Linked DNA regions of Mus musculus: region 2 is linked to region 1. A link is a loop called in an ENCODE intact Hi-C map of the cell type or tissue named here. Cell type or tissue: heart. All regions are shown on one strand. Each heading gives the region's core, and the rest is flanking DNA. Links, peaks and the distances in the headings are about the cores only.

What was found. Peaks named below come from ENCODE experiments on the same cell type or tissue, not always from the same donor. Only the 100,000 strongest peaks of a DNase experiment are listed, where the experiment ranks them.
Region 2: a loop joins it to region 1, with 2.5 times the contacts of the local background. A loop is called at or near these places in 5 of 42 quality-filtered maps.

Annotation. Positions count from the first base shown.
Region 1 is chr11:93,990,396-94,003,059 of GRCm38, forward strand. Spag9 (sperm associated antigen 9) reads left to right here and starts at 5,696. Exons shown (of 29, transcript NM_027569.3): 1 at 5,696-6,178. The coding sequence starts at 5,876. In heart, for the core only: a CTCF peak has its summit at 6,645; DNase peaks (open chromatin) are centred at 4,896, 5,636, 6,416 and 6,956; H3K4me3 peaks cover 3,248 bases; H3K27ac peaks cover 2,884 bases.
Region 2 is chr11:94,040,632-94,053,295 of GRCm38, forward strand. Spag9 (sperm associated antigen 9) reads left to right here. Exons shown (of 29, transcript NM_027569.3): 4 at 2,941-3,035; 5 at 7,777-7,927. Among named protein-coding and RNA genes, the nearest start is that of Gm38951, 28 kb to the right of the region's middle. In heart, for the core only: no CTCF peak of the experiment used is centred there; a DNase peak (open chromatin) is centred at 3,570; H3K4me3 peaks cover 1,498 bases; H3K27ac peaks cover 1,128 bases.

The DNA.
Region 1 (12,664 bases), core at 1,714-9,713:
CAGGCATTCGAGAACCTTTCCTCAGCAGCATTTTTTTCTTTTTTGAGCAAGCGTGAGAGTGCGAGAATGACAGCATTCAAAGCACCAATAATACAACCTGGTTCAACCTTACTACATAGAGCTAGAGAGCGCCAAATCATACGATCAGGAATAGGTGGAGAAATGAGTCTCAAAGTCCAAGCTGTTCTCAGGGCTACTGGTGCTTCGCCATGGAAAAGTGAACCAATGCTATTTTAAAACAAAAGAAAAGAAAAAAAGAAAACATAGTCTTATATAATATTTGTGTCTTTTTAGGAAACCAAAATTTTAGAATCCTCACTGCATACATCTCTATTTATTTATTCACTTATTTATTCCTTCCTTCATTTATTCACTCATTTTTGATGTAGTCTTATGTAGCCCAAGCTGGCCTGGAAGTCACTGTGTGGCTGAAGTTAACCTTGAACTTCTGATCCTCCTGCTTCAAAATTCCCAAGGGTTGGGTATACACTCCTGTGTAACTGTATCTGACCAGAACCATAATTATTTATTGGTTTTTCTTTTTAAAAAAGATTTATTTATTTTACTTATGTAAGTACATTGTAGCTGCCTTCAGACACACCAGAAGAGGGCAACTGATCCCATGACAGATGGTTGTGAGCCACCAAGTGGCTGCTGGGAATTGAACTCAGGACCTCTGGAAGAGCAGTTAGTGATCTTAACCTCTGAGCCATCTCTCTAGCCCTATTTATTGGCTTTTCAAGATAGGGTTTCTCTATATAACAGCTCTGGGTGATCTGGGAAATTGCTTTGTAGACCAGGTTCATCTCAAACTCGCAGAGATCCACTTGCCTCTGCCTCACAAGTGCTGGGATTAAAGGCAGGCATTGGCTCCACAATTTTAATTTATAATTACATTTATAAATATTAATTTATAAATACATTTAATCTATAATTGCATTATTGTAATATATTTATTATATATTACATTTATATATTACATTAATTTATAATTTCACACGGAAGCGCCATAGTATGTGTGTAGCGGTCAGAAGACAACTTGTGGAGCAACCTCGCTGCTTCCTTGTGTGCACTAGGAGTTGATGCACAGCACCACGCTTGGCAGAAGTGGCTTTACTCACTCAACCATCTTGCTGGCCCTCAGCAGCAGAACTTTAGAATGAAAGGAAAACCCTGGTCTTTAACAAATCCCCAAATTCCACAAATAAACTGAGGTTCACTAGTCTTTATGTGGTGACTTGTACCCAACAGGTACTTAGTAATTATTAGTTGGTCCTCCCCCCCACCCCCACCACCAAAGTTGTTTGCCATGACAGGACACAGGCTACTACAAGGTTCTCCACTTCAAAGCCATTTCCTTTCAACTCTCTTGCACCAGGTTACGCTGTTCCATTGGATCTACTTGTCCCGAAATTCACAGTATTGTTTCACTTATTTATCGAAGTGCTGGCAATTGAATCTAGCCTAGTGTACAATAAATAAGCACCATTAAACTATCTTTCCATGTTCTATCCCTCCCCCTCTGTCTGTCTGTCTGTCTGTCTGTCTGTCTTTCCTCTATCTCTGTGTGTTTGTATGTTTTGACACACAGTTTTATTCTGTATCCCAAGCATATTTGGTACTAACTACTGAATAACACAGGTTGGCTTCCAATTCACGATCCTGTGTCTCAGCGCCCCCAGTGCTGGTATTACAGATGTGAGCCACCACACTTGCCTTTATTAGCTCCATTGAGATTTAGCTCAGATACCATACAACTTAAGTGTAGAATAGAATGCCTTTTGATATATTGACAGAGTTGTGCATCACTTCAACTTTAGAACATTTCTATTACCTCAAAGGAAATTCCACACTCATTATTGGTCACTCCCATTTATCATTATCACACAATTCAGGTAACCACTAATTTACTGTGTCTCTAGATTCAACAATTACAGACATTTCATATGAATGAGATCATATATTTCATTTAGTGTATGTTTTTGACATTCATCCATGTTGCAGTATGTACTTTATTACTGAATACGATTCCACTACACACTTTATTACATGTAGTACACATACACTCTCAGCAAACACGTTAGCTCACAACCATCTGTAATGGGATCTGATCCCCTCTCCTGGTGTGCATGCAGATAGAGCACATACCATCTCTTCAGCCCCCAGTTTGCTTTTTTTTTTTTTTAAGATTGATATGTATGAGTGTTTTGCTGCATGCATGTACATGTTTTATGAGTGCATCTGATGTCTGAAGAGATCAGAAGAAAACACTAGATCTCCTGGAACTGATTCTAGGGATGGCTGTGAGCCACCATGCTGGGAACTGAACCTGGGTCCTCTGGGAGAGAAACCAGTGCTCTTATCTGCTGAGCCATCTCTCCAGCCCCTGTTCCTTAGTTTTCTTTTTAAGATTTGTGTGTGGATGTGCTGAGAGGGTGTGCCACATGTATATAGGCGCCCACAGAGGGTGAGTCACATGTATGTAGGTGCCCACAGAGGGGTGCCCACAGAGGGTGAGCCACATGTATGTAGGTGCCCACAGAGGGTGAGCCACATGTATGTAGGTACCCACAGAGGGTGTGCCACATGTATGTAGGTGCCCACAGGGCCAAGAGTCAGGTGTTTTGGAGGTGGAGTTGCAGGAGGTTGTGTGCTGCTGGAGACAGACAAGCGCTGGGAACCTAACTGTGGTCCTCTGCAAGAGCAATGAGCACTCTTGACTGCTAGGCCATCTCTCTCATCCGTGATTTTAATGAGAACATTTCATTGTAGCCACACGGTCGTGGTGCACACCTTTCATCCCAATACTGGAGTGACTTCAAGGTCAGCCTGCATTAAAGAGAGAGCTCAAGAACAGCCAGCACTATACACAGAAACTCTGTCTCAAAAAAAAAAAAAAAAAGAAAAAAAGAAAAAAAGAAAGAAAAGAAAAGGAAAGAAAAGAAAGTAAAAAAGAAAGGAAGGAAGGAAGGAAGAAAGAAAACCTAAAAAGTATTTTAAGTTGTATTTATTTGAGGCAGGAACACATGTGGAGGTGTCAGAAGGAATGTCAAGGGTTGTTTTTCTCCTATCATATGTGTCTGGTGCCCAAACTCAAGGTTTAAGGCTTGGTGGTATGGGCCTTTCCTCAAGCTCTGTTTATTTTTCCCATTATGCCTGTATTTGTGGAGTGTGTGTGTGTGTGTGTGTGTGTGTGTGTGTGCATGTATGTATGAAGTGCAGTGCTTCTTAGTGGCCAGAAGTGGTTTCTGGATTCCCTGGAGTTGGAGTTACAGGTGGTTGTGAGCTGCCTGAACCTGACTTCACAGCAGGAGCAGTACTTGTTAGTTTTTTTTTTTTTTTTTGGTTTTTTTTTTTTTTTTGACAGAGACCAGTACCTGTCTTAAACACTAAGGAATCTCTCCACTCTACTCTTCTAGTAATAGAAAAACCTAAAATTACATTCTATTTATGTATGTGCTGCATCAGGTGAGTGAAGGTTAGAGGACAACTTGTGGGAGGTGGTCCTCTCTTCCTCCCCTGTAAGGCATGGGATTGAACTCGGGTCGCCAGAAGGTGGTAGCAGGCACCCTCACCTGCTGAGCCATTTCACTGACCCCTACATTTTATGCATTGAAGCAAGGTTTTTCCTGTGGTCCAGGTTGGCCTGGAGCTTACAGTTTTCCTAGACTGGTGACTTGAATTGAATGCCTGGGATTTACATGGTGGAAGGAAAAGAACTGACTCTGGCCTCCACAAACAAAATGCAATAATTAGAAAAAAGTAGTGGCACATGCCTTTAGTACCAGCACTCAGGAGACAGAGACAGGCAGATGGCTATATGTTTAAAGTCAGCCTGGTCTACAGAGTGAGTTCCAGGACAGCCAGGGCTACACAGAAAAACCCTGTCTTGAAAAACAAAACAAAAACAAACACAAAGGAGCAAACATAAAAAACATTTTTCTTTAAGCATTCTTAAGTATACAATAATGTTGTAGAAATACAAAAAACAACTCTTGCTCTAAGTCTTCCATCTCTGACTCCCAGGAAAACAGAGTTACTTAGGAAGACTGAGTGGCGTCACTCATGAAGGGGTAGGGAAGGGAGAGAGAATATTCATAGCAAGATTTCCTCCGTTTTCAAGGTGAGATTAAGAAGTGATAGGTGCCTGAAGAAATAGGCTCAGCAGTTAAGAGGACTGGCTGCTCTTGCAGAAGACCAGGGTTTGATTCCCACCACATACATAGAGGCTCACAACCAGCTAAAACTCCAGTTCTAGCTGACAGGACACCGTCGGCAGGCTCTGCACAGGACTGGTGCCCAGACATGCACACAGGCAAAACATTAGTTCACAAAACAAAACAATAAAGTTCTTTTTAAAAATCGATAGGGCATTTTGAGCTCATACTCAACTAGCTGGGCAGCATTCCTAGAATCCAGACATATACACAAAGTAAGGGTGAGGAAGGGAGACAGGGAGAGCACAAACTAAGGGTAGTGGCGCAGGGGTTCGGGAAATTGTTTTGACAGTTTTCATCTTTGTCCTTTTGCACTGGGTCAACCTCCACAGAGCTTTTGGTGGTTTCCAGGGAGATGGAAGTGTGGGAGACTTTGGGGATGATCTGAAACTTCTAAACACCAAACAGGGTATTTAGGACTCCGGGAGGTAGCCAGTCTTCTCCCTAATAACTTGTCTATTTAAATCCTCTCTGTTCTTCCCATATATTTAGATGAGTCGGAGTCGGTGTATCTGAGTCAGCTATGGCAAAGGGAAGAGGCTTTTGCGAGTGTCTTCCGCCAAACTTGAGACTGGAAGATGAGAATACACGGAAGTAATCTCTGACTCAGCCTGCCCAAGGCTAGGGTGTTGTGGCATTCCCCACGAGTGACGCACTCCCAAGATAGGTGACTTCATGTATCATGGGACTTATTCCACCACTGACTCCACCCCATAGCCTCCTCTGCTTCTTCTCTCACTTCCCAGCCCCACCTCCCTCTCAAGATCAGAGAGGGACCGGTGGTAGTGGCTGCAGCCTAGAACTGTCTTTCTCATAGGCAGGGAGCAGAGGGACCCAGTGTTTGGCAAAATGCAAAAAGTGGTACTCATTTTCCCTTCTCCAGACGCTTCGCTCTTCTGGTTAAGGCTATCCTTACTCTTCCTTAACATCAAAGTGTACTATCGTACTCGAGGCAACCTGATCCTCTAGGCAGTCATTCTAGTTACAGCTTTTTCCCTCATCCACTGTTTTCCTTTGAGTCCAGAATTCTCAGTAGGAAGTAGAGAGAGTCTCGCCTCTGCCTCTTTCCTGTTCTAGCGGTATGACCTTGACTAACCCGCAACTTCCCTGGCCCTAGTTTCTTTGTCTGTTAAGCAGGGTCCACACGTCTGGCGCACCAAGAAGGCGCGGGATGAGCCGTAAAAAGGCGAAGAAAACGCTTGCAGCCTCCTGGGGAAAGTTGTCAGTCTTCAGAGCCCCTCCCTTTCCTCTGGGAACGCCCAGCCAACGCAGCCTCCGGCTGTCACTTCCTCCACCTCTCACCTCTCGGTCCGCGCGCGCGCGGCGCCGGGTGTTGGCGTCACAGCCGGCGCACGCCGCCGCCAGGCCCCGCCCCTCGTCCGCGCCTGGCCTCCCGCGGGGCCCCGCCCACCGGGGCGACGCGGCGCTGGCCCCGCCCCACGGGTGACGCGTAGCGCGCGCGGCCGGGCCGCCCCGGCAGTTGGTGCAGCGGCGGTTGGGGCGAGTGCGCTCACCCCACCCCTCCCCTCCTTGGCCAGGGCTCCGGCCCCCACCCCGCGGGGCCCAGCCCCAGCCCCAGCCTCCGCCGGGCCCGTCCCGTGCGGGCCCGTGCCACCCCTCAGCCGGCGACGCCCGGGGCCGCCCGCCCGCCCGCCACCATGGAGCTGGAGGACGGTGTGGTATACCAGGAGGAGCCCGGAGGCTCCGGGGCCGTGATGTCAGAGCGGGTGTCCGGCCTGGCCGGCTCCATCTACCGCGAGTTCGAGCGGCTCATCGGGCGCTACGATGAGGAGGTGGTCAAGGAGCTGATGCCACTGGTGGTGGCCGTGCTGGAGAACCTGGACTCGGTGTTCGCGCAGGACCAGGAGCACCAGGTGGAGCTGGAGCTGCTGCGGGACGACAACGAGCAGCTCATCACCCAGTACGAGCGGGAGAAGGCGCTGCGCAAGCACGCCGAGGAGGTGAGGGCCGGCGGGGGCGGGGGTCGCAGCCGGGCTGGGGACGCTGGGCGCGCCAGGCGCACCAACGCGCCAGGGTGGACTCCTGAAGGGCAGGCCCGAATCCAGGGCCCGGGACAGTGCTCCGCAGCGTCTCGGGACCCCGGGACACTGGCCGGTGCTGGAAGCCTAGGCAGGCCAGCGAGTGTCCAGGAGAGGGGTGAAGTGGGAGGAAGGCCGGGGGAGGAAGCGACACTCTGGCATCTGAGGGCACCTGGGACTGCCCGAGGGCGGAGACTTGAGGGTGTCTGGTTGCTTCTTGTTTAGGGAAGTTTCCGACCACCGTAGGATAGTCGGGTGCGGGTTCAAACTTTTAGCATGGGGAGGGGCAGTGCTGTCCTGCCCGTGTCAGTTCCGCTGGCTTCGGTACCTTTCCAGGGGGGGCTGCTGCTGCTTTGGGAAGTTAGAGATCTCCCTCTTTCGGTCAGTTTCTTCTTGACATTTAGATCCTCTTGAGAAGGAAGTCTACCTATGTACCCTTTTTTTTTTTTTCCATTTAATTTTAACACTTAGTCAACCACTTAGAAGTCGACTAGCAGAGTCCAGTAAGTACATACAGTACATTCATTTACTTTATTAATGTTCCTCACAGAGGAATGTTCCTCCTTCGTGTCAGGTGGTAACCTTGGACAGTTCCCTGACAGCCTCCTCTATTTATAAAGACTGGGGGGCGGGGTTGAGAAGGTGTGGGTGAGTGTTACAACACTTGTCCTGTCTGCGTTTGCTTTGCATCCTGCAGTTTCTAAGTGCACTTGGCTGGCTCTTTGCTCGAACACCTGAGCGGTGACCTTTGTACTCGTCACCTGAGTGTGTGAGCCTTTTTGGATCCTGGGCTGTAAATGATCCTCTAGCTTTTTGAGCGAGTTCAGGATTTTAGCCTGCAGGCTGAGCGCCCTGGCATTGTTTCTGAAGAACCTTTCTTCGGCAGTCAAAATGCTCTCCTTGTTTTTGTGCCAGACATCTACTGTACCTAGCTAAATACATGGTGATTGAAGGAGACTAATTATCGAAGGAACCACGTGTTGTTTTTCAAAACTACATGACGCGGTAGAAGAATGTGACATTTGTTTGGCAGCTCAGTTCCTAGCATTAAATAGGCAGTTTATTTTGTTATTTGTGCCTCTGCATTCAGGTAAATGATTCTTTTTTTTTTTTTTTAAAGTCATGATTATAGTGGCGCTTTGTAATTGAGATTTTGCAGTCCACCTATCTTAAAGAAAGGCATTGAATTTGCCAAACAAAATTGACTTTATTTCAAGAGTATGTTTACAAATAAACACGGAGGGAGGGTTGAAAAGAAGACAAGGCCACAGCCCCGTTAGTTTCTTGGTTTATAAAACAGATCAAGGCCTTTAAGGTGGCGTGCCACTTGGGTGCCACTTGCCACTGATACAGACTTTTGTCATGATGTGGATGCAGTTGGAAGAGAGTGGGGCCAAATATACACAGATTAGGAGCAAGTTCAATGTAACCTATTACCTCTGGTTAAAAAAAAAAAGGAAATGTTCCCTCCAGCCTTAGCCTGCGGACAGGATGAAGTGCCGAGGTTACACAGTCCAAGAAAACCAGCTGTTACAGGTTACAGAATCAGAAAATAAAACTGCTAGGCTTTGTTTTCTTTATTTTTCTTTATTTGTTCATTTATTTTGGTTTTTCAAGACAGGGTTTCAGTGTGTGGCCCTGGCTGGCTATCCTGGAGCTTGCTCTGTAGACCAGGCTGGCCTGGGACTCACAGAGATCCCCCTGTCACTGCCTACCTAATGCTGGGATCAAAGGCATGCACCACCTCTGTCCGGCTTATATTTATTTAAGTAAATGACTTTAAAAACAGTCTGTTCACTAGGTTTCTTTAACATTTATACTTCTTAGTTAAATCTGTCACATCTCCATAATGAAATGTTTGGGTAGACTCCTGACCTGAGAATTAACAGCACTGATGAGATGCTAGACGAACCCTGCCCTAACCACAAACATAAAACCCCAGCAGCAGCAGCAACAGCAGCAGCAGCAGCAGCAGCAGCAGCACTACTCATGGAAGATGCTAAGCGGTTTTGCCTATACCTAGGAGTTCAGTCTTCCAGGCCAGTGTACAGAGTGGATCCTGTTTAATTCTCTCCCTGAATGCTCAGTGCCTTTAACCCAGAGATTAAGAGCATGTGCTTATAGCAGAAGTGCTCCAGGGAGGGTATTTACAAAGTAATTTGAAAGCATGGTAATTGTTCATCTCTAGAGCATAAAGTAAATTTTGGGTATCTTTGTGGGAACTTAAGAAGGCCTGGGAATGGTGAAGGTGTTAAGGAACCTATGAGGTGCTGTAATCTCTTGCTTGCAGAAATTGCCAGAGAGGGGGCAGGAATGTAATTTCTATTATAATGGTTGTACTTAATTTGAATGTACTCCACTTTTTTTTGCTTTTATTTGAATTGTGTATGTGTGTAGTTGGTTTGTTGTTTTAGTGACTCCTTTTAGAACTGCTTTTTGGAGGTCGGGTGGAGTGGAAAGGTGGCTCAGCAGTTAAGAGCCCTGACTTCTCTTCCTGAGGTCCTGAGTTTAATTCCCAACAAACACATAGTGGTTTATAACCATCTGTAATGGAATTGGATGCCCTCTTCTGGTGTGTCTGAAGAGAACCACAGTGTACTCACATGCTGTTTTGGGAACTGGAGTATAGCTTAGTGGTAGAGTGCCTGCCTAGCATTCTGTCTGGGCTCAGTCCACAGCACTGTAAAAAGTTACCTCCAGCACCAAACATCAGCAAATAAAATACATAGAGAAAGGCAGAGTTTTACATAGTTTTGGGCCAGTGTCAAATGGTAATAAATGCTTTCACTGGACACTCTTGCCCTTGGTTCCCTGCCATGCAGCTTTCCTTTAACCCAGGCCTGGCAGATACTTTTGCTCTTGTTACACCCTTGCCACACAATGTCTTCCCCAGAGTTTAACCTGGTGAGCTCTTTTCTTCCTCCCTTTTTCCCTCCCTTTTTCTTCCTTCCTTCCCTCCTCCTCACCCTCATCCTTCTTTCTTTAGTCTTAGCCTGTGCTTTCTTTCTATATAAACCTGCTCTGTACCCACATCAGCCTTGAACTTGAAATTTGTTTGCTTCAGCCTTCCAAGTCTTGAGGTTACAGGCTTATACTGCCATTCTCAGCCAGTTCCTGTCAATTATATGCTCAGTTTAAATACCTTTCTTGTCCATTGTGTAATGAAATATTGGGTGGCCCTCCTGAATCCATTTATTTGCTTTTTTGAAGGGTGTGGGGAGAGACTGGGTTACTCTCTTTCCAAGGCTGGTCTAGAACTTAGAATTTCTGGCTGCAGATTCCTGACAATTGTGTCTCAGCTTTCTAGGATCTGAGTATAGGTGATTATAGTAATTTGCTACCATGGCTGGCTCATCCCTTTAACAAAATTTATTTATTTATTTATTTAAGCATGCTTAAGGATGAGTTTGCCATGGCTCATGGGCAGAGGTGAGAGGAGAACTTAGGTCAGTTCTTTTATTCTACCAAATTATTCTTGGGGATTAAACTTAGGTCAGCAGGGGCTGATGAGATGGTTCAGTAGCAGTTAAAGGGCTGGTCCTGGTCTTGCAAGGGAGCCAAGTTCTGTTCCCAAAACCCACATCATCAAACAGCTCACATTTGGCTGTACCTCCAGCTCCAGAGGGCTCTGAGGCCTAAGGGCTCTGTGTACACCTGCACTTGTGTGTATACTCACAAGCAAACACACACACACACACTAAAATAGAGAAATAATTCTTAGGAGCTGGAGAGATGGCTCAGTGGTCAAGAGCACATACTGCTCTTCCAGAGGACTGAGTTCAGTTCCTAGTACCTATATAGGCAGCTGACAATTGTTTGTAATTCCAGCTCCAGGATCTATCTTCTAGAGCACTGCACTTACGTGTACAGACCTACATTCAGACAGTACATAGACAGGTCATGATTAAAACCTTAAAAACTGGGTCTGGAGAGATAGCTCAGTGGTTTAGTGTACACACACACACACACACACACACACACACAAAATACCAATGACACAAAAAACATAAAATCTCAAAAAATTTTAATAAATACATCTAACACACCCCAGATAACCTCAGGGCATCAGGCTTGGAGACAAGTGCCTTCAGCAGCTATATTGTCTCACTAACCCAAGTCTGGTCTTTTCATAGTCTTTTGTTTATTTGTTTTGAGGAGGATTTCACGATTTTTCTGCCTCTCAAGTGCTGGGTTTACAGGTCTGTACCACTACTGTTAATTAGTCATAAAAAAAAATTGGGGGCTAGAGAGATGGCTCAGTGGTTAAGAGCACTGACTACTCTTCTGAAGGTCCTGAGTTCAAATCCTAGCAACCACATGGTGGCTCACAACCATCCGTAATGAGATCTGATGCCCTCTTCTGGAGTGTCTGAAGATACAATGTACTTACATATAATAAATAAATAAATCTTAAAAAAATAAAAATAAAAAGTCGGAGCAAGGCATGGTAGTACTTACCTTTAATCCCAGCACTCTGGAGGACAGCCAGCGCAGCACAGTAAGACCTAGTCTTAAAACAAAACAAAAACTCTAAAACATGCTTTTAATTTTTTAAAATGTGGTATTTGTTACATATATGTGTATCATTTCCATGTTAATTCGGGGGTGTATTCACATGTGTGTGTGGTTTCCGTGTTCATTAGGGTGTGTTCACATGTGTGTGTGGTTTCCATGTTCATTAGGGTGTGTTCACATGTGTGTGTGGTTTCCATGTTAATTCGAGGTATATTCACATGTGTGTGTGGTTTCCGTGTTCATTAGGGTGTGTTCACATGTGTGTGTGGTTTCCATGTTAATTCAGGGTGTATTCACATGTGTGTGTGGTTTCCGTGTTCATTAGGGTGTGTTCACATGTGTGTGTGGTTTCTGTGTTCATTAGGGTGTGTTCACATGTGTGTGTGTGTGGTTTCCGTATTCATTAGGGTGTGTTCACATGTGTGTGTGTGTGGTTTCCGTATTCATTAGGGTGTGTTCACATGTGTGTGTGGTTTCTGTGTTCATTAGGGTGTGTTCACATGTGTGTGTGGTTTCCATGTTAATTCAGGGTGTATTCACATGTGTGTGTGGTTTCCGTATTCATTAGGGTGTATTCACATGTGTGTGTGGTTTCCGTGTTCATTAGGGTGTGTTCACATGTGTGTGTGGTTTCCATGTTAATTCAGGGTGTATTCACATGTGTGTGTGGTTTCCGTGTTCATTAGGGTGTGTTCACATGTATGTGTGGTTTCTGTGTTCATTAGGGTGTGTTCACATGTGTGTGTGTGTGGTTTCCGTGTTCATTAGGGTGTGTTCACATGTGTGTGTGGTTTCCATGTTAATTCAGGGTGTATTCACATGTGTGTGTGGTTTCCGTGTTCATTAGGGTGTGTTCACATGTGTGTGTGGTTTCCATGTTAATTCAGGGTGTATTCACATGTGTGTGTGGTTTCCGTGTTCATTAGGGTGTGTTCACATGTGTGTGTGGTTTCCGTGTTCATTAGGGTGTGTTCACATGTGTGTGTGTGGTTTCCGTGTTCATTAGGGTGTGTTCACATGTGTGTGTGGTTTCCGTGTTCATTAGGGTGTGTTCACATGTGTGTGTGGTTTCTGTGTTCATTAGGGTGTGTTCACATGTGTGTGTGTGTGGTTTCCGTGTTCATTAGGGTGTGTTCACATGTGTGTGTGGTTTCTGTGTTCATTAGGGTGTGTTCACATGTGTGTGTGTGTGGTTTCCGTGTTCATTAGGGTGTGTTCGCAGGTGTGTGCAAGTAAAGAGGTCAGAGTTGATGCTAGATGTCATCCTCAGCTGCTCCCTCTCACCTGGTTTATTTGTGACGAGAGTTTGAGTGACCCGGGAATGTTTCTTTTCTTGCTTATCAGTGTGATAGATAACACTCTGATAAAAGCAACCTTAGGGGGTTGGAAAGATAGGTCAGCAGGTAAGAACTGTGTTGCTCTTACATGGGACCCAGATTTGGTTCCCAGCACCCACATGATGGCTCGTAACTGTCTGTAACTCCAGTTCCAGGGAATCTGATGCTTTCTGCTAGCCTCCATGAATACCAGGTACACACACACATGCACACATATATGCAGGCAAAACACTCATACATAAAAAATAAGTACATCTTTAAAAAGAAAAGCAACCCAAGGGAGAAAGGGCTTATCGTAGCTCACAATTCAAAGCCCAGTCTGTCATGGCCGGGAAGTCAAGGCAGGAGTTTGAAGCAGCTGGTCACATTGCATGCACAGTCAGAAACAGAAGGATGGATGCATGCTTGTAAGTTTCAGTTTATTCTATATAGTTTAGGAACCTTGCCTGGAGAATGTTCTTGCCACCAGTAAAATGGGTCTTCCTATATAAATTAACAATGTAGTCTAAATAATCCCCCAGAGGAATGCTCAGAGGTCCATCTCTCAGATGATTCT
Region 2 (12,664 bases), core at 1,753-9,752, 50 kb after region 1:
TATTCTAGGGTGATGTACCCAAAATCCTATGCCAGTTTAGTAACTTCTTGTTAAATCTGGTCTTTCTGATTCTATGATTTTAGGGTTTTTTTCTATGCCGTGTGTGTATGTACCTGTGATATGTGGTGTGTGTATGGGCATTTTTGTCTGCATGTATTTCTGTATACCATTTGTATATCTAGTGTCCATGGAGGCTAGAAAATGGTGTCAGATCCCCTGGAACTGAGAGTGCCTTGTGAGTGCTGGGAATTAAACCAGGTCTTCTGGAAGAGCCTCCAGCACTCTTAACTACTGAGTTATCTTTGCCATTGTTTGAAACAGGATGTCATATAGTTCAGGCTGGACTCAAACTTGCTTTGTAGGTGAGGATGGACCTTTAAACTACTCATTCTTACCACCAATGCCAAGTGCTGAATGCTCTAGATGTTTTTCTGAGATGTTTTTCTCATGAAATCTCACTGGTTTTAAGACAATAGTTTTGAGAACTGTATGTAGAAAGATTCAAGGTGACTACAGAGTCTGTGCTCCAGTCCAGTTGTTTTGCTTTTTGGTTTTGTCAGTGCGGAGTTGGTCTTTGCTGTGAAGACAACTCAACCAAGGGCAGTCTGTGCCTGTCCTAAACAACAGTTTTTCAGACAATACAGTTGAATCCTTGATGAGTCCAGCTCTTACAGAATTTACTTCTAGCTACGTGAATTAATTTGCTTACTGGGGAATTAGTAGCTTATCTGAGATGGAGGAGGACTAAAACTAGTAGACTTGGTAGAACCTCGTATAAAATAGGCCCTGGTCTACTCTCACATCTTTTCTCTATCTGAATGTTGGTCTTTCCCCTCCCTCCATCACTCCCCCCATTTTTAAAATCATAAGGATAATGTGAATTATTTAAAAATTTTTACGTGCAATGTATTTTTTATTCTGTTTGTGATATATAGCTTGTTATTTTAAATATATCAGGAAATGCCTTAGGGTGTGGGATTTTCTTGTGGGTGTGAGGAAGAAAGGACAATGAGTTCATTGCTTGCCTGGAGAGTTAACTAAAAGGCCAGATGCATCCTGCCTGGGTCCTACAGCATTTAACTACTCAAGTAGCTGCTGCATCAATCAGATTTGAGTCCCAGCTTTAAAGCTAATGATGGAAAACATTTTATTGTTAGCTATTTTACTCAGGCAAGTTATTTTCTCCTGTACCTGGGGATTATCTGTAAAATTGTGATATAGTGAGGGTTAAATAAAGAATATTTCTGTTAAAGTGGTTGGCATTCAGTATGATAGCTGCTGTTTTTCCTGTTCCTCAGTCCTAGTAAGGGCTACTGTAGTGTGGTCTGTGTTTTCATATTAGACTATTTTGGAATGCCAGGATATTATCTCTGTAATCAGTCCTTTGAAGGTCTCAAATATAGTTTTTTTCTGAATTTTAAATAAGCATTTAAAATAATAGAGAATCTATTTGGATGTAAAATTGGTTCTATCTATACATTTTGCTTATTAATGAATTACTTATAAAGGCAATCTGAAGGAGGTTTCCTTTTTAACACTCTTCCATTTGAACAAATCACCTCTATTTGATTACTCTATGGATGTGAGAACTCAGCTAATGCTTTCTAAGGCCTTTCTGACATCTGTATTTGCATATGTTAGGTCCAGCATTCGTTTTGCTGTATTAGTCTCAGTTTATTATTTTCTTGATACAAGAAGAAAGCAGCTCATTATTCCTGATTTGCTGACACAACCAAAATCTTTTTAATGCAAAATTCTTAAATTAGTATGGAAGAGAAAATAGACATTTAAATAAAACTTGTAAATATCCTTGTGATTCTGTATTCATTTCTCTTTACTGTTAACAGTTCTCATTTTGACTTTTGACTAGCCTTTTTTTTTTTTTTTTTTTTTTTTTTTTTTTTTTTTTGGTTTTCTTTGTGTAGCCCTGGCTGTCCTGGAACTCACTTTGTAGACCAGGCTGGCCTTGAACTCAGGAATCCTCCTGCCACTGCCTCCCGAGTGCTGGGATTAAAGGTGTGTGCCACCATGCCCTGCTTATTTTTTTTTTTTAAGTTTTATTTTTATTTGTGTGGTGTGTGTGTGTGGAGGCCAGGTGTGAGTTCCCATGGACGTCACCTAGATTTGAACTAATGTTTTTTAAAGATTATTTTTAACAACCCCCTTCTCTTTCTGTGTGTGTGTGTGTTATATGTCAAGGTCAGAGTACAACTTGTAACTTTTCCTTTACCACGCACAAGAGCCCTAAAGATGAAGCTCCCATCATAGTCAGCTTTTCCAGCATATGATCCTTATCTAGGACTCAGAATCAAAGACATTTCTAATTTTTATTTTCTCATTTTAATTTTTATTTCTATTAATTTGTTATTATTATAGCTGATTATATTAAATATTGATTTTAGTAAATTAGCACAGGAGAAAGTAGTTTGAAATTCTTTCAACTATAAATCTACAGAAAAAAATTAGAAATACTATCTTTCAATTGAAATTTATTTTTATTCTGGTAATTACTATTAGTATGGAAAGATGAATATACAGAATTTTTCTCAAGTTTAGCATTAATTTTGTTGTTTTCCACTTAAGTTCACAGGTTTCTCAAATGCTATTATTGTTAATCAGCAGTCTCTTAGAACCTCCTACCAAAGTCTATATACTAATTTGTATTTATACCAATATTTTTCATTTAATAATATCACATATTTTACAAAATTGCTATGCAATACAAAGGAAGATAGATATTAGCTACATTTACTGATGTGTCTTAACTGTGAGCATTTGCTATTTCTTTGCTACCACAAGTCTTTCATCCTTAGGATTTATTTCTTTACATGAAATAATAATCTTGTAAGAAAGTTGTGTCAAAATGTTTCCATTGTTATAATTCTTTGTTTTATTTTAGGTGATAGTCTTAAATTTTCTATTTTTTCTTCCTTAAAATAGATGATCCATAATTATATGGAACACTTAGAAAGAACCAAACTTCATCAGCTCTCAGGGAGTGATCAACTAGAGGCTACAGCTCATAGTAGAATTAGGTAAGCTTTGTTATATACACTTTTGCCTAAGAAAATGTGGAATCAATAATCCGTCTTTTTGTTTCTATTTTTCCTGTTTTTCCATCTGAGAACAATATTTAGTCTGCTTCCCCAAAATCTGTACAGGAAAGGAAAAGAATAGTTTGCAAAAATAGAAATACCATTTAAAAAGTTAAATTATGAGCTTTATAAATTATAAGCAACATAGTGCAGGGTTTTAATTATTTTCTTGATACTTGATGGGCATTCAGAGTAGGTTTGAAATTTTCCAGTTTGTGGGTATGCTGAAATGTTTCATTTCTCCCATATAATTGGTCCTTTTTGTTGCACAGAGGCATGTTTAAAAGGGTTAGCCAGCCATCTGTTTGATGTAGGAGTGTGAATAAATTATGTAGATCGCTAGGTATTGTAGCCAATGGGCTAAGCCAAGACTCTTAGTGGCGAGGAACGTAGTTAATAGGCTGGCTCTCTTCTGGGTTGCTGCATAAATGCTAGGAGCTGCAGCTCTATGGTTATGAGGTGGGGGGAGCGGAATGACGTCATCGCTTGGGAGCCGCTGCAGGATGGAGTGGAAAGCTGCTGCTGCTGGCATTGTTTTTGTGGCAGCAGCTGAATGACAGATCCTCACTACAAAGATACCCTTTTGGCCCCTGTGTAGGCCTCCTGGTTCGGACATTTCACCATGCCAGCACAGCGCCATGAATCCTGGATGCATGCTGCTGTTTGTGTTTGGCTTTGTTGGCGGGGCGGTGGTCATTAATTCTGCGATCTTAGTATCTCTCTCTGTTTTGCTGCTTGTGCACTTTTCTATTTCTACCGGGGTGCCAGCGCTGACGCAGAACCTACCAAGGATACTCAGGTACTCTGTCCACTCTCTCGGAAGCTCCTGCTTCACTGGGGTTTTTTTGTTTGTTTGTTTGTTTGTTTTTTATAATTCTTAGGACCATGAGTCTGCTTTGTAACCATTTCTGCTGCAGATTCAAACAATGGAAAACGGCCTCGAGCTAGGATGTCTATTAATTTGTAGGTTCCTAAATGGAACTATGTTTTGTGTTTGGAAATCACAGACCAAAAAAAAAAAAGGATTCTCTGTTGTACAAATATAAGGTCAGCGTGGTCACAATGCTGAAGAGTAAGGAAGCACAAGAGCCCAGTACCAGGTCGAAGTCTGTATAGAGCTCTGGATTTAGCTTCCGAGTATCGAGGGACAAATGGCTTTTATGCTTTGTATTGCAAATGGTTGGCCACAGAATGTAGGTTTATTTATTTATTTATTTTTCTTTGAGTTATCCTTTGCCTAATGTAAGGTTTGATGTCAGTTTTATAGTTTGAGTAACAGCTATGGAAACTGATATTTTCCTGCTACTATAAAATATATTTTAAACTAAAAAAAAAAAAAAAAATCGAAAATCTTAAGACAAGACTAGAATGCCTTCCCCTCCGTTATTTGCACATCAAAGTTGTGAAAGCTTCACAAAGCCTATTCACTATTGTTTGGTCAGACGGTGCCCTTTCTTTTCTTTGTACTCCTGGGTGACAAATGCCCATTCCTGCTTGTGGGGGTGGTCACCAGGCTGCATGCTTAGCTGCTGTTCTCTGCGTGCAGCCAGTGTGAACCACTTTCCAATGCCTAGGGATTTGCTGTCTTGTCTTCTAACTCATAAACTCAAAGAATCTGATCTGCTCAGATTTCTCTTTTGTACATGACTTGAAATTAAGATTCATAGACTATAACTAATTAGTATCTAAGTGATGATAAAATATGTTTTAATGGTAATTCTGATTTAGGCAAGAAGAATGGAAGTAGCTCCTTTCTTTCATGTGATTCTTTTTATTCATAGGCCAGCTCATGTTTAATTTTTAACACTCAGAAATTAGTTTTCTCGTATAGTCTAAAACTAGGTACTTGATCATTTATTTTCTTTCCTAATTATATTTGTTTTTTCAAACAAGTCATGTAGCCTAAGCTAACCTTGAACCCCACAGGAAGTCTCCTTCTCAGTGCTGGAATTACATACAGTTCTCTGCTGGGTTCTTTCCTGATGTATAAAATTGAGAAACAGTCTGACTATTTTGTATATGTTAGTACCTGAAAGAGTTGTATACAAATCTATGTATATTTAGGATATAAGGAAACTAAAACTTGTAGGCTTAAAAATATGTATAATATTAATATGACTAATATTAAGGGCTGGCTTAGGCTATGCTGGAGAAGTATTGCCATACAGTAACTAAGACTTTGGAGTTACCTTGTCCCATATATGCAGCCTTTGGTGATTTGTTTAATCTCTTAGGTTCCTTCTCTTAAGGTATTTTACCTCAGTGACTGATTTTAAAAAATCAAGCGAGCTATTTTTTGCACTTCATTACAGTTGCAAAATATATGATCCATTATATAAGTAAGTCATTTGTGTACCTCACATTTTTAGTAGAAGTGACTTTTAATCTTAGTCCTGCTGGTTACTAATATATAAAGCCTTAGAACATCATCTTCCCTATTGTAAAATCTGGAAAAGCAGTCCTGTTTCCTGGTTGGTTAGACCAGATAAAGCACATCAGTTTATCTGGCTCAGTTCTTTCAGGTATAGCCAAAAGGCTATCTGAAATACATATTTTCAAAAATCATTAGTACACATAAGCTGGTATTTAAATAACCAACTAAAAATCAATATATACAACTGAAGCTACTAGCTAGAGACTATAACAAGATTCAGACACTTGTCAGCCTTGCTTCTGTTAGGGAGTCAGTGGCTGGACAGCGAGAGCAGGTGCTTCAGTGTAGGGACTGAAATCTGCCACTTGGTATTTTTCTACAGGTTCTCCTTTTTTTTTTTTTTTTTTTTGGTTAACTTTTCTGTGATTTTTATTGAAGCATATAATACAAACAGCATCAAACATGCATGACAACAAAGCTCAAGACTAGTGTTTGCCTTTCACGAACTTTGTTTTGAGAGTAGAATATTGTCAGACTTATGTAACTGCATCTCTTGCCCCCATCAGCTATCTAATTGGTCAGTCCGCAGAGGAAGAAGCACATGGTGATGCTAATTTTCTAGATCTGGAGCAGAGAAACTCCAAGCATATTTGACCCCCTCCTAGAGATCTGTTTTTCTCAAAAAAGTGATAAAAGCAAAATAGAGAGTTGGGCGTATAGATGGAATAGGAAAGGAAGCTTGGGTTTAAAGAAGACTGCGCACTCCATATGTGTGGAAAGGAGTTTATGTGGGAAGATGGTGCCAGTGATGGGCTTGTATCTCAGGAAATCTGCGCTATCTTCCTAGCTTTATATTAGATAGACTCTGATTAAATTCCTACTTGCTTCTCCCTTAAGGCATGAAGGCTTGTTAGATAAAAGTCAGATAGTAGTTTGGGAATTTCTGTTCCCAAAGTAAGTTTTTCAAAATTGGGAATAGACAGCAGGCTAGCAACTTTTCATTCTGTTAACTAAAGGAAACCAAAACACTTGGCTATCATTTAATGAGAAAAAAAGAGGATTGCAGTTTAAGAACAAAGAAGCAGAAATGATGTAGTTTAAAGTAAAAGCTAATAAGTCTCAAGAAGAAACAAGTTCTATTGCCTGGAAATAGAAACGTGTAATGTGCAGTATACTCTCTATTAGGAAAAATAAAACTCTTTGTCACTGACTTGTGAAATAGCTGACTAGTGTTTACTTGTTTCAGATTTAGATTTATTTACTACTTATTGGAGTATGAATGTGGAGGTCAGAAGACAGCCTGTAGGAGCTGGTTCTCTCCTTCTGCCATGAGGGTCCTAGAGACTGAACGCAGGTGTCAGGCTTGGTGCCAATTGCCTTTATCCACTGAGTCATCCCTCCACCTTCTTTGTAATGTTTTGGAGACAGGCTCTAATGTAAACAGGCTGGGCTCTATTGTGCTTTGTGTACAAGGATGACCTTGAACTCCTCCTCCTGTCTATCTCCTACGTGCTAGGACTCCATCACTCCCAGTAAAGAAAGACTTGGAAAAGAGCTGCTCTTTTTTCCTAACAGAAGTTTTCTCATCTGCACTCTGCCTAAAAGAACTACTGTAATATGATTTGTAGAAAACCAGAACTTAAATAAAAATGTTTTGGATTTTTACTGTTGAATAGTATCCCTGTTTCAAAGAGTATATTCATTTTCCTCTAGGCAGAAAAGGCCTACTGTAAAAACACTGTAGCTTGAGGAAGTGGAAAACTAGGAACAGGGACTGGGGAGGCCTTTGCCTGTTCCTTATGACCACTAACCTCCATGGCTAACACTCAGCAGCTCTTCTCCATGTTTACCACACCAGACCACCATCAAGTTCTTGGCAGAGGCAGCTGTGGTAATGCATGCCTGTACTCTCAACATACAGCGGGCTAAGGCAGAGGATCTCCAGTTCAGGGTCAGGCTAGGCTAAGTTCTGAGACCTCACCTATGAACAGCTCCAAACTTGGCAGGTGAAAACAGTGTCTAAACAGTTTTTCCACACTTTTCTTAACTTGTGGAGCCAATGTAAAGCTTTGAGGCTGTTTTTTCTCTTTGGTATATACTTATTTAGGTGTGCGTATAGGATTATGTAGGAGAGCTGATTGCAGATTGAGAATAAGCTTTCTACAGCCAGGGGAGACCCTGACCTTGTTATCCCCTTGCCTCATCTTCCAAAGAGCTGGGATTTTTCTATCCACAGCCCAGGCTTAAAATCACGACAAATAAAAAACTAATGAGAATGTTTCATTTTTTTCTCCCCTCTTCAAATAGAAAAGAACGTCCTATATCATTAGGGATTTTCCCTCTACCTGCTGGAGATGGATTGCTTACACCTGACACTCAGAAAGGAGGCGAGACCCCAGGATCAGAGCAATGGAAATTTCAAGAATTAAGTCAACCACGTTCTCATACCAGCCTGAAGGTAAGCTTTATTTTAACAGTACATTTTATAAGCATTCTTATTCAAATAGAAGTCCCAGAAAACCAAAGGATAATCTAATAGTTTAGGGCTGCCCAGATAGTTTACTGGGTGAAAGTGCTTATCACCAACTCTGACAGTCCCCATCCTCAGGACCTACATGATAGAAGAGAGAACCAACTCCCGATTATCCTCTGACCTCTACAGAACCACAGTGACTGTAGTTCACACCTTGTTCAACCGCACACAAATAAGTAAATAAATCTAAATTTAAAAAATAGTTTATATATTTTTTAGTTTGAAAGTATCTTAAAAACAAATCGAGATGGGCTTTTCCCAGGGTATGTTCTTGCTAGTTAATTTGAAATTACATAGGAAAACAAAGCCAAATAGTGTTACATCTTTACTTTAGTTAGAGTTATCGGTGCTGCGGTGAAGCACCAGCTGGGAAGGAAAGGTTTATTTGCCTTATGCATCACTGTTCATAATCGAAGGAAGTCAGCGCAGGAACCTGGAGGTAGGAGCTGATGCAGAGGCCATGGTGGGGTGCTGCTTACAGGCTTGCTTCATATGGCTTGTTCAACCTGCTTTCTTATAGAACCCAGGACCACCAGCCCAGGGGTAGCACCACCCTCAAGGGCCTGGGCCCTCCCCCATCCATCACTAATTAAGAAAATGCCCTACAGGATTGCCTACAGCCCAATCTTAATGGAAGCATTTTCTCAATTTAGTCTACCTCCTTTCTGATGACTCTAACTTTGTCAAGTTGATATAAAACTAGCCAATATAATCTTGCTTAGTAGTCTAATGACAAGGATTTCTTTTATATTTAGTGTACCTGATATGAATCTAGAATTTAGGGTCTAGTGATGTGAGGAACTAATTGGGATTTTGTTTTGTTTGTGTTTGGTTTTTTATTTTTGTTTTTATGGTTACTGGGGATCAACTTAGGGTCTTGTGACTACTTTTGGAACCCTATATTCAGAAATTCTAACTATTTATTTTTAGTGTGACTGTTGCTGGTGGAGCACACTTGTGGAAGTCAGGAAACAACTTTTGGGAGTTGTTCTTCCACTGTAGGTTCTAGGACTAGAATTTAGGTAGTCAGGCTTGTGTTGAAAGGACTTCTGCCTATTGAGCCATCTTGCCAGTCCTCAGCTCTGGGCCATGAGTGTGACAAGCAAGCACTCTGTTACTGAGACATATTCCTTTTAAGTTTGAAATAGTGTGTACCTGCTTGTTGCCTATATATGTACCACCTGGGTGCAGTGCCTGAGGAGGCTAGAAGAGGGCACTGAATTCCCTGTAGGGCTTCACTTCATTATATTTCTTATTAATTTGACTCAAGGTCTCACTATGAAGCCCAGATTGGCCTTGAACTCAAGGTAGTTCTCCTGCCTCAGCCTTCCAAGTGTTAGGATTGCAGGTATACTCAGCATGCTCAATTATAATTCCACTTGAAAGACACAGTGCATTTTTCCTTCCTTAAAACTACTTTATGAAAGAGATATATAAAATGTATTCTGTTTAGCCCAAAAGACCTGATGTTAATTCTCTAAAGAATATATTTTGATCTAGAAAAATTTAGTAAATAATTGATACATGTAATTATAAGGTATTCTAAGAAGAGATACATTAATAATCCTTAAAAATGTTTTAAAGTTAGTCATGGTTTCATGCAACTGTTATTTCTATTAAGAAAGCTGAATCAGGAGGTTTGCAATCAGTATAGCATAGGCTCCATATTGAGTATCATAACAACCAATGGTACAGAGTAAGATCCTATCTCAACACAAGAGAGACAAGGGGAGAGGAAGAGAGCTGTCACCTGAACTCAACCTGGGCAACATAGACCTTACCTGAAGAAACAAACACAAATGTAAAGTTATGTTCTATATAGTATAAAATAGAATATTTAATAAGGGACTATTGATTATTAAAATGAAAGCCAGCCAGTCACAGGGAGTACACTCTTAATCCAATCCCAGCATTCTGTAATAGAAGAGACAGGCAGATCTCTTTGAGTCCGAGATAAGCCTGGTCTACATAGTAAGTTTCAGGACAGAAAGAGCCATATACTGAGACCCTGTCTCCAGAAAAAAAAAAAAAAAAAAGCCCTAGTATATTGTAAAATCTACTGTATCATTATATAAATAAATTCTTTCTCCTCTTTCTTGGTGAAACATGGTCTCAGATATCCCAGGCTAACTTCCAATTTACTATGTAGTAAAGGATGACCTTGAACTTCTCATGTGAGTCTACCTCCTGAGTGCTAGGGTTAAGTAGGCATGTGTGAATACACCTGGTAATGTGGTTCTGGGAATTGACAAAGCCCTTACTAATCCTAGGTTAGCACTCTGCCAACTGAGCTATAGTCTTAACTCCTTATATCTTTTCTTGCCTATAATATGTGTCACTATCTAAATACCTGTTATAGGAACTCAGTACTTGTGTTGTTGTTGTTGTTGTTGAGAGAGTTCACACTATGTGTCCCAGTTTGGAGTAACACTTGTAATCCTCCTGCCTCAACCTCCTAGGTGCTAGGATTATGAACATGTAGCAGCATACTCGGCTAGAACATTTGTTCTAAGTCCACCTGTCCCACTTCCTGTATAGTTTCTCAGAAGCTACTTGTGCTCAAATATGTCAGTGGGGATGGCACTGTGACGTGTTTGTTCTTTATTCTGTGTCCACACTGACTTTTTTTAAATGTACTTGTAGCTTTAATAGATCTTCCAAAATACCTCTTAGTGGCTCACTTCCTGTGTTCTCTTTTCTAAAACAAACTTAGGTAGGAAGGATACTTATAACGTATCAAAAATGTATACCATATGGCAGCCATGCTTTAATTACTATCCAGACTGAACAGTAAGGAAAGATTATCATAGTTCTTTTATTTAATCCAGTAATAAGCTATGACAAAACTTTACTGGCAAGTTATAAACTAATTAAGAAATGATTAATAATGATGGGTTTTGTCTACTCTGGAAATTCAAAGATAACATTACTCCCCAAAGAGTTTATAAAGCAAAATCCAGTCTGTTTCTTGATGTGTGGAAAGTCTCAGCAGGTACAGTTTTAAGGAACACCTAAGTCCTTGCAATCAACCAGGTGCCTCTCTAACTTGGTCAAGAGTTGGGAGTCAGGGCTTGATTTCCCACAAGGACCATGTCCTGGGCATGTCACATAGCCTCTCATCTTGGGTTTTCATCTGGGACAGGAATTGAAATAGGCTGGAGTGTGTGTCTGTGTGCTTGTGTGCTGTGTGCATGTGTGCACGTGTTTATACACTGGATGTTACTGGTACACACCACTCACTGTTCCCAACTTTTACATGGTTGCTACAACTCTCATTTTTCCTGAGAACTTTGATAAAGACCTAGCTATGTTTAGGACATGGTTTGACTTCATTATGAAAAGAAATATCAAAGGTCACGATTATAGGTGACTTTAATTTTCCTAGCACAACTTTTTTTGAAGTAAGATTAATATGAGAATATTCCATGAGAAAAATTGCATGATGAGTTTTAAACAGTGTAACAGGAGGAAATAGAAAGCTTTGATGCAAGAATGCTACAAAGGAGATTTGCTGATGATGGTAAAGTTATGAATCGTCTTTTTTGATTTGTTGAAAATTTCCTGGTGTGCGATCTGTTAGTGATGTTACAAGAATTGCAAGGGTTTCTGAGAGTGGTGTACCTAACAACTGTTCAAGCCTTTTCTTTACATATTGCCTAATACAAGTAGATAAGCAATAGAATTTCAAGTATTATTATGCGCTATTAAGAATGCAAAATAAAACTGGGGTATGGTGGTGCTTGCCTTTGATCCTAGCACTCAGGAGGCAGAGGCATGTGGGTCTCTGTGAGTTCAAGGCCAGGCTGATTGTAGAGGGTTTGCCTTTAAAAAAAAAAAAAAAAGCACCCAATATTGTGGTGCATGTCTTTTGATCCCAGGACTCAGGAGGCAGAAGCAGGTGGATCAATGTGAATATGAGGCTACCTGGTTTACATGGAATTTGAGGACTACCACAGAGAAGTCTGTCTGAAAAAAAACAAACAAAAGCAAAGTGAGGGTCAGGAAGATAGACTATCAGGTAAAGGCACCTTCCACCAAGCATGACAGTGGGAGAAACCTGAGACCCATGTTGTGCAGGAGAGAATAGACTCCTCCTGCAAGTTGTCTTCCGACTGCTACATGCCTGCATTTGCCAGACATGCACACACATACAGAAATTTAATAGGAAAAAAAAAAGCAAAGTAAGAAACTTTTGAGCATGATCCATACAAGATATATACACACATAAAGATGTTACTGTGAAATCTTCAATATTATTAATATGTGATAATCATGATAAATAATAGACAGAAAGCAAGGTAAGCCAGAGAATAATTTGTAGGGAAAGATGCTATTTTGGGATAACTGTGAGAATGGCAAGTGGAAATATTTTACAGGAATAGTTTTGTGATGAAGACACAGTAGCAACACCTAGGCTCTGTACTGGGCCACACTTGGGGATAAATGAGGAGCAGTTTCTCTTCAGCCTGTACCTCTCATCCCTTCCTAAGAGCAGTGACATACCTTTGGTTGAGCTGGCCCGAACATCCTTCTTTGCAAACCGGTTGGGAAGGTCTGAGTCCTCACCTTGCCTTTTTTCATCATTTCCCAAGCTGAGTGCAGGCAGGATGGCCTCACCTCCCGCTTGCTCTTTCTTCTCTGGTGGTTTTACTTCTTAGTCCT